Regions from separate parts of the Mus musculus genome. Here region 2 is linked to region 1. A link is a loop called in an ENCODE intact Hi-C map of the cell type or tissue named here. Cell type or tissue: left cerebral cortex. All regions are shown on one strand.

The links. Hi-C counts contacts between places; a loop is a spot of excess contacts. Peaks named below come from ENCODE experiments on the same cell type or tissue, not always from the same donor. Only the 100,000 strongest peaks of a DNase experiment are listed, where the experiment ranks them.
Region 2: a loop joins it to region 1, with 2.7 times the contacts of the local background. A loop is called at or near these places in 3 of 42 quality-filtered maps.

The regions. Positions count from the first base shown.
Region 1 is chr6:12,122,954-12,127,953 of GRCm38, forward strand. No RefSeq gene overlaps it. Among named protein-coding and RNA genes, the nearest start is that of Gm35961, 42 kb to the right of the region's middle. In left cerebral cortex, a CTCF peak has its summit at 2,609 (motif pointing left); DNase peaks (open chromatin) are centred at 286 and 2,624.
Region 2 is chr6:11,923,010-11,928,009 of GRCm38, forward strand. Phf14 (PHD finger protein 14) reads left to right here and starts at 2,872. Exons shown (of 18, transcript NM_001168382.2): 1 at 2,872-3,283; 2 at 3,718-3,828. The coding sequence starts at 3,283. In left cerebral cortex, no CTCF peak of the experiment used is centred here; DNase peaks (open chromatin) are centred at 2,825, 3,316 and 3,510; H3K4me3 peaks cover 2,092 bases; H3K27ac peaks cover 1,555 bases.

The DNA.
Region 1 (5,000 bases):
CAGTGGGAGTATAGCCATCAGGAATCTCCTAACACAGACTGATGATGTGCTAAGTGGCTGGCCATATTCAAGAACATCTTTGCTACCCTCTATTACCCTTACAAAGTATAACATCTCCCTTCCTTCTAGTTATGGTCTATGTATGACTTCTGCAATTGGTAAATGTGCCAAGAAATGGGGGGCAGGAAAGCTTGGGAGCTGGCTCAGTGGGTAAAGCGCCTGCAAATGTGAACAACAGAGTTCAAATCCCCAGTACTCATGTGAGCGCTCTGTGGATGGGACGGCTGCCAGCACGTGGGAAGTAGCCACAGGAATCCTGGAGTAAGTGTCAAGCTACTACAGCAGGAATGTATGAGCTTGGGTTCAGCAAGAGACTCTATCTCAACGAATGAAAGAGGAAAATGATAAGCAAAGATTCTTGATATCAACTTCAGGCCTCTACACAGATATGCGCGCACACACACAAAAACACATATGTATGTATATATACACATACATGTGCAAAAATAAAAAGGAATTGAAGTATTGAAGTAAAAAGTAAGTGGTGTGGCTATGTGGAACAGTCATAAAATACCTAGAGATGCTAGGCACAGTACTTATTGACAACCATCAACCACAGGGAACAAATCACTTAACTTCAACTGCCCTTCCTGGTTGTTTGGGCAAGAAGCTATTACAATGCTAGTGTGAGAAACTTAACTGTATTTAAGTCACTTCTATTCTTAAGAAGTAAGACTTGGGGTGCTTCTTGCTCTCCTTTGTATCTAAGACATCACTCATAGTATGAAAAACCAGGAGATCTAGAACATGTGGGAAATAGATGTTCAGTTCTTGGAAAATATGGGAGTTGAGAAGCCACCATATTCTGAGACCACGCCTCTGTTAATGAGGCCTCTACATAACTGCTATTGTGAGCTTTTGTTGATTGAAGACCACTTTATAAAATGGGTCATATTCCTGCTTCACTGGTATTTTAGGGCACGATCTTCAACTCAGGCTATGCTAGATACTGGAGATATGATGATGGAAGAATATGTTTTCATAGAGTTTGCAATCTATCCAGGAAAATAAATACATGACTAAGGAGTTATGATGGAGCTTATAATTGTAGCACAGCAAAAAGGAACAGGTTCCAGTAACCAGGAGCACACACTGACATTCTGGACTGGGAAACACTCTGATGTGTTAATGAAGCTGAAGATATCTACCATATAGACCCCATCCTCAGTGTTTACCAAGATGGTTTATACGGTGTTGTAAACTCAGAATGTAATGACACTTTGTTCTTAGAATAAAGTGAAGCCCTGAAGAATCTTGTGAATTCATTTAATAAATACCTCCCATTTTCCTTTCTGAGAGGCCTTTTGTTTCTGCATTTAACACCATCATAAACATATCTGTGCCCTCTTGAATATTTTTTTAATTAGCTAATTGAGGAAAAATGTCTTTGAATACTGAACAAGAAACAATGGATTCAGATCACCTAGAAAATGTATTAGGGAATATTGAGGCAAATATTAGCAGCTCTCAGTGAACACACAGGAGCTTTTGATGCCAGGAGAGCCCTCCTTCTCTTGCTATAGTCTATACTTCAATCCAATCTTACCTTAGCTTAAATAATTCATATGGAGAACAATAGGCCTGCCCATGTTAATGATGCATCAAAAAGAAAATGGCTTGGGGTGGAAAGATGGCTCAGTGGTTAAGAGCACTGGCTGCTCTTGCAGAAAACCCAGACTTGGTTCCCAGTACACACATAGTGACTCACAACAATCCGTGACTCTATTTCATGAGCTCCAATGTTTTCTTCTGTCCTTTGTGGGCATCAGGAGGGTATGTGGTGCATAAACATAGATAAAAGCAAAATGCTCATACACGTGAAAAATAAAAATTATGAATAAATAAACCGAGGAGGAAGAATACATAATAAAAATGCATCATGAAATTCACAAATAGTTAATAAAATATTAATTTACAAAGCAAATAGATACAGTAGGTACGCAGAACAGAATATGCACATGTGATTCTCCATTTGCTCTTCTTTGAATGTGTATCAGTTGCTTTTCTCATTGTTTAAATCAGGAACAGGACAGGAAGCATCTAAAGTGAGGATGGACTCGGTCTGACTTACAGTTTGAAGGTATGGTCCACCGTGGTGGGGAAGTATTTGAGACTGTGAGCCGCACAGGGCTGTGGCTGCGGAAACATGGTGGGGTGTTACATCTCTACAGGAAACGAAGCTGGGCAGGACAGGAAGACAGGGACCACTATAAACCTCAAGCCACTCCTCCAGCTAGCCCCACCTCTCAGAGACTCTGAAACCTCCCAGTAGAGTACCACCAGCTGGGTTTCAGTATTCAAACACATGAATTAACAAAAGCAGGCTGTCTGCTTTAATGCATCCCATTCAGGTTCTCTTTCATCGCACAGTAAGAGGCGAGCGGAGGGAAGGCAATAGGTAGTCCTAGTCCAATAAAACAAAATAAAATTATAAAATAAAGAGCACAAATGTTCTGTGTCAATTTTGTTTGATAGCCCAGTGTCTTCAGAATGAGAGCTCTGCAGTTTCCAGAGGGCTGTAGACTAGAATTAGTCTCTCGCCATCTGCTGGATTGAGACCGGCTTTGCAGTGCTTCGGTTCCGTGGTGAGGAAAGGATTATAGGACACATTTAATGTCTTTCCTGCTGCCGGCCAGAGATAGAGTACGCCCTTGTTTCTCAACTTGTAGTCGTTTCCTGTGAGTGCAGTGTCTCTTCCCCTTTGTCTTTACTGCTACAAAGTCAGACTCAAATGAAAATTCCATTTATGTTTCGAACCTGACGTGTATAAAACATGGCCTCTACAGACAAATGATATTCAGGGAGATGATGGTGCTTTGGGCTTGAGCTTCACCCTCAAGCTTGTTTAGATGACTGTGTTCAGCCAGGGGGCAAAATGTGCTCAAAAATCCAAACTACTGATCTTGTTTTGTCTTGTCTTTTTTTTTTTTAACTCCTCTTTGCTTTTTCTTTTCTTTTCTTCTCTTCTCCTCTCCTCTCCTCTCCTCTCCTCTCCTCTCCTCTCCTCTCCTCTCCTCTCCTCTCCTCTCCTCTCCTCTCCTCTCCTCTTTTCTTTTTTTCCTTGCAAACATCTTGTAGATAAAACCTTGTGTTCTCGCAAGGTTTATTCTCACAAATGCACTGTATGTGATCTGAGAAAGAAGATATCTCAGTAAAGAAGTGGACTAGCCGAACAAGGGACACTTATATTATCAGGTTTATGGGAAAATCAAATATATATATATATAACTTTTGAGAGATAATTAGGCTGTTTTTAAAATCAAATAATTGTTTGTTCACAGGGTGGGATGAAGTTGAAGACCACTTCCTCGTGGTACATAGACGGAGGTAGGGTCAGTGCTGTTTTAGGGAAGGGAATATTGAGTATGAGGAGATGGTGCTCAGGGATGAGAGACTTCATGGGCTTTAGACTTGGAGGCGCAGGCACATTTACATGACAAACAAATGTTGCCAGTAGTTTTTGTTTGTTTGTTTAATTGATTGATTGGTTTTTAAAAGATAGTGGCCTTCTACGTTTGAAGCCCAGATTCCAACCCAGCATTTATCTGCCCCAGCCTCCCAGGAAGCTGTGCTGCAGAAGCCTGGGGTAGCCTCCCTCAGCCTTGAAGCAGGCTGGTCCAGACTTTGATCTTGCTGCCACTAAGAAGGAGATTACTTAGGGTAGAGCCTTCTGACCTTGATGGCTCTATTTGCTCTTCTCCAAGACTCTGCTTCCCGCTGAAAGGTCCTTGAGATGTTCCAGAGACACACCCTGTAGATCGCCTACGGGCTGGCTCCAGGCACCAAGAATGGGCTGGCGGGGGATGGGCCTACCTTCTTTATAAGCAAGGACTCTCAGTAAACCTCAGGGTCTTTGAACAGCAAGGTTTGTCTTGGCCACGTTCTTTTCTCGCTGTCTGATCAGGGGAACCCAGTTTCATGTGGCTGCAGGCGGCTACAGCCTGGTGCCCTGCTCAGTTGGCTAGAATGATTTCTATGCTAAAGACTTGCTACCAAGGTCACTTTTCACTTTGTTTCCCCTTTCCTACCCTAGCTCTCACTAACCCAGCAGGCACTTTCTATGTAACCCAGGCTAGCCTCAAATTCATGGCAATGCTCCTATATAGTGTCCTAAGCCTGGGGGCAGGAACAACAATACCTTAGCCCTTTGTCAGTTTGTGGAAATGCCCACTGTACTTCCTACTAGACATGCAGGTTCCACAGAGACAAGTTATGAACAGACATGGATTTGAGGCAAGAATTTGTGGGGTCTTTTGGAAAACACCAAGTCAGACAGCAGGCTATCAATTCATTCTCTGATGGAGGTCAGAGGTCAGCTGGAAAGGCAGCTTGAGAGAGTGTAGGTCTAGAGTCTGGGGACCTAAGAACTGACAGCTTGCTGCAATTTTGTTATGTAAGACCAGTTATTCAAGAACAGATCAGTTAAATCTCACATTTCCTTCTTGTCTGTCACTGGGGTTAGCCACTCTCACAGATGTAGATGACAAGAGGAAGGCAGCTGTAACGGAATACAGTGTTATATCTTGGGAAAACTTCTGTTTTTGCCCATTTTCAGTTAACTTCGGTACTGGGTCACATTAGAGATGTCATCCCAACACCTCATCATGTTATATAACTTGATCGAGAAGAGAGTGAGTTGTACGAGACTTGGGATAGAAGTAGAAAATATATGTTTGAACAACTATGGGTGAAAACTCTGAAATGAGACAATTTCTAAAGGTCACTTATTATTAGAACAACCCTTAACATGTTTGGGAGAGTAATAGAAAGGGCATATGAGCAAATGAAGGGTAAGGAAGTAAATTCTATCTTTGCTAATAGCTGCCACTTGTATCATTGTATGTACATCCATGATGCCTTAGAAGGATATTCCTTTGTGCCAATAAATGGCAGGAATAGAACAGTTTCTTCTCTTAGCAGACATGATCCATTGTGCAGTC
Region 2 (5,000 bases), 200 kb before region 1:
CATATTGGCTGTTCTTGGCATTGCTTTCATCTCAGGCCATTTATTTATTTTTTGCTCCATCTCGATGGTCTATTAGAAGAAGTACTTGTTGCCCGTAGACTGTGATCAATAATCACATGTGATAATTTAACTAATTATTTCTCATTACAATATCTTCATTTTATTGGCAATAACAATTTCCCTGCTTTTTGAGCCAAGCCATATCAAATAAATCTTTATTTTATAGGGTAAAATTTTATTTCTTTTTTATTACCTAAACATATTAGTGTGCCAATCGGATTTTTTCAACATGCTCTTAGCCCTGGGAATTTCTGTACTTTTAAAAAACATCTCCCTTCACTCTTGACACCCACCCCAGTTTAGATGCATACTTAAACTTTTTGTGTATGAGTATAAATATAAATTGCTCTAGAATGCTTTTCCTTTGTGTTTCCTCCTCTCTGAATGTGTGTATTCTTTCTCTGGTTGTCCAGAGTAACAAACAGTAATTTACTTGATTATATATTCAGTTGTATCTCAACCTGTGGCTGGGAAAAGACAATAATCATTTTGGTACATTCCTTAAATTGCTATATATGGTATTTATTAAATATGTTTCAATGAAAATATCTTTGAAGAGTTTCCTCCTCATTGCATTCGGTGATTTGATGTCTATAAATTTCACAATTTTTCAAAACATTTCATTTCCCATTCTAAACATACTGACATTCAACATGTATTTGTGGAATAAATAAATGAGTTTAATTGGTTTCATTCAAACCTTTGTGTAATATCAATATAAGATTTGCCATATTTGTATTATGTTCTTTTTTCCTCTTAGTAATACTGAGTACTGTGGTTTATTTATATGGATGTCTTCCAATCAAATGTGGTTGGTTACTCCTGTAACCTTTGTGCCACTACTGCACCAGCATATCTTGGAGGCAGGTTGCTTTGTCTGAGGCCAGATCTCAGTGTTTGTGCTTGGGAGGTGCTGATGATTACGTTTCTCGTCCTCTCATAGTGTGCAGAGCACCTTAACCTTAGCCATTAGGGATGGAACTTCTAGTTGAGCACCAGTTTAATGTTCAATAATATAAGTAGTGTCTTCAGCAGTAGGGATTTGCTATCAGGTTGTAGAGATCAAGTAACAATAGTCTGTGATACTTGAAGGGTTGTATGGAATCTGTCCAGTGACTCAACAGGAGAGAACCCATTTGTAGCACTGGAGTTTTCACTTGGTGAGATAAGCTATCTAGTTGAGGCATTGTCTCCCCCAGTATATGGGGGAGTAAATATATTCTATTTCATTTCCTTGCATATTGTATTTGCTTTAAAGAGCCTCTATGCTTGTAGATTTCTGTTGTAACACAGTCCCCAGAATGCTGTTTTCTTAGTGAGGAGAATTGGTGAAGAGAATTCTGAGTGCTTGGGAGACTATAAGACAACAAGACAAGAGTCTTGGAGCTCAGTTTCTTCAGAACACAGAACTTGCTTTTGGACTGCTTCGTGCTCCTCCCAGGTGTAGTGAATAGGAGTGAGTTTATTTCAGCTTATCCATCACAGCTAACTATTGTTATTTGTTTATTACCACCAAGGAAAAGACATTTTTGACATGTGCAGCTTTCCTTGCAATTGGACTCTTTACTCTTGTGATTCTTAACTCTTACAGTTTAAATTTTCTGATGTTCTGAATAAAGTTAGCTATTGCATGAGAACTTAGTCTACCTTCTTTTTAGGTTCTGTTATCCCAGGCCCCTGTAGAGTGGTAAACAGTTTTTCCATATATTTTTTGAAGGGGTCTTTAGTGTTAGTTGTCTTCTCTATATTTCCCACCCCCATTAGACTTTTTTTTCACTAGCATCTTAACTTCACCTTCAGATTCGTTCATTAGCCTATTAAAGCCAGTCCTGGGCTTGGCTCCTGTCTGCCTTGTTTCTGAGGCTTACTTACTTACTGGAGTTACACAAAATAGTTGTCTTTCTTCTTTTCTTTTTAACTTATGTTCCTAACTTTGAAAAATGGAATATTTGTCTTTTTGAGTCCTAGTTACCTCACGCAGGATAATTTTTGCTATGTTTGTCCATTTTCTTGCAAATTTCATTTTTCTTAACAGCTGAATAATATTCCATTGTGTAACTATAAAACATTTTCACTATTCAACCATTAGCTTATGGACATCTATAATGTTTCTAAATTTTGGTGATTATATAGAGAGCAGCAATGGACATGAATGAGCAAATATCAACGTCTGAGTGGTGTCTTAGTCAGTGTTTCTATTCGTACACAAAACATCATGGCCAAGAAGCAAGTTGGGGAGGAAAGGGTTTATTCAGCTTACACTTGCACATTGCTGTTCATCACCAAAGGAAGTCATGACAGGAACTCAAGCAGGTCAGGAACTTGGAGGCTGAAGTGGATGCAGAAGCCATGGAGGAGTTCTGTTTACTGTCTTTCTTCCCCTGGCTTTCTTATAGAATCAAAGAATACTAGCCCAGGGATGGCACTACCCATGATGGGCTAGGCCCTCAGTGCTTGATCACTATTTGAGAAAATACCTTACAGCTGGATCTCTTGGAGGCATTTCCTCAAGGGAGGCTCCTTTGATTACTCCAGCTTGTGTTAAGTTGATACACAAAACTAGGAAGTACAAGTGTTATAGTCGAATCTTGAGGTAGATGGAGACTCAGCTTCGTGAGGAACCTGTACTCTGATTTCCATAGTAGCTGTACCAGTTTTCACTCCCACCAGCAATGACTAGTTCTTAGGCAGATGGATGGAACTAGAGAATCTGTGAATATTCTTAAAGTTACTGAGTTCCGGCGAGGGAGCGAGTGCGCGCATGCGCCCTCAGCTTCGGCTGCCCAGGGCGGCGTTTCCGCGGCGGCTTTCACTTCCTCCTTGTCGGAGCTGTATCCGGGTCGCTGTTCTCCCTATTGTCTCTGACAGAAGGCCCTCCGCTGTGCAAATTCTGGGTCTTTTGTTGCTTCTGGTGCAGGCTAATAAAGTTTTCTTTTTATTTCCAGTTTTTACCGGGGCAGTTCCCCTCGCAGGGCGGCCGGTTCGGGCCTAGCGCCCCTGGCCGGGGAGCGCGGGGGAAGGGGCGCCGGGCGGGCGGGCGGGCGGGCGCGGGGCGTGGGGAGGGACAGTAGCCCACCCCCGGGGTCGCCCCTGCTCGGTCGGCGCAGCGCCCTGCCTCGGTAGCTGCTCTCCGACCGGTCTCCTTGGTCCTCTGCGCGTCCCTGCTGCCTTGCCTCTCGCAGCCTTCCCTAGCTCTCCAAACGACCACCTCACGGATTCCTTAGTAAGTGTCTCCGAGGCCTCAGCCCCGCGCCACTTCTCCTTTCAAGTCAGGCGGTGCTGAGCAGGGAGGGCCGGGTGGGTCCTGCAGGACAGACAGACAGACGGACCCTTGCTGGAAGCTGCTCCGTGGTCCCTTGGCTTCCGAGATAGCGTGCGTGGCCGTACGTTGTCTGAGTGAGGGATTACCGAGTGGTCAGAAGTTAGGCGGGGGTCTGCGAGGATGTGGGCTGTTTGCATTGGTCCTGGCCTAACGTCAGGGGCAGCCAGGCTCTCTGCATCCAGCGCCCCCAAACCCAACTTTTCCCACCAAGCTCAGTGTGGAGAAGTCAATTGGAGATTCCGTGCAGTGCACGAAGTCATTTCTATTTCCCCCAGCATCACAGTTCTCCCTGTTTGGTGAGATTGTAAAATGATTGTAATTTTTTCTCTTAACAGTGGATCGCAGCTCCAAGAGGAGGCAGGTGAAGCCTTTGGCCGCTTCTCTCCTGGAAGCTCTTGATTATGATAGTTCAGATGACAGTGATTTTAAAGTTGGAGATGCTTCAGGTAAATGTTTGCTTTCTCTCCCTTTCACAGCTTTCTGCCGTTCACTGCATTTTTAACTTTTTAATTTTTTTTTGAGACTTTTGATTAAAATGTTCATTTACTGTGCACACAAACCATTTATTTTGGTCATTTAATTTCTCACATTAACCTAAGAACCTCTCATTAGAACCTACTATGGCTTCTGCTTCCGTCCAGATTTACTCAGATGGTTAGCTGGTAGGGAGGAAGCCTTATTCAAAAAGGAGAAACATTTTTCCCAATCTATACCCTAAACTATATTTATGCTTATATACTCGAGTGAAGACTTGAGGTACCCCAGATGTAGAAGAGTATATTATGAATAATATGGACCACAATATTCTTGCGCAGTGTTACTCCCATATCAGCCCCCTAGGCATACTTAGGGGAGTTCTTTTTGTGCACGAGCTCGCTAACAATGAAGCCCAAGGAAACCTTGTGCTTTAAAACAGCAGGTACCGTGGCCCAGTGCCTTGAGTGCTTGCTTATTCCAGTTAGTGATGTGAAGAGGTGGTGAACTTGTATGTTCACATAGTTTAAAAGCAGAGAGGGAACATTAGAGGTTTTCTTTGTGCATTCTTCTTCTGTGTACTTAATGTATTAAGTTTCAGTTAAGGCAACCCGAGAAACAGAATGATACAGGCTGTTGTATCTGCAAAGCATCAGTGGACACCTGAACATTAAGACCTTTTTGTATTTCGCTCCCATTGATGAACATTTAGATAAAGTATAAGATAAAAGCCTGTCTGAGTTCAGCTCTTCTGAGGCTCTTATCTTGAAGCAGTGGGAGCATACGCAGGGCCTTTCACAGGCTCTGCTGCTAGACCACACTTGCAGTCCGTCTGACATAGTTTAATATCCCATCATGCACCAGCCCCTCTGACATGTTACCGTCCCATCAGGCAGTCTGAGAGTTTGGAACGTCTTGCTCCTTTTCTCCGACACTCTCACCTCTCTTTTTAAAGGTGGTGAGAAGAGATGAAATTAGTTTGCATCAGCCAGGTACTCCTGGCACATGCCTTTAATCCTAGCAGTGGGGAGGAACTCTGCGAGTTGGAAGGCAGCCAGGGCTACAGAGTCAAACCTTGTCTTAGAAAACAAACAAAAAATTCCTTGGATTGTGTTACTCTTAACAGCATCAGCAGACAGTTTGC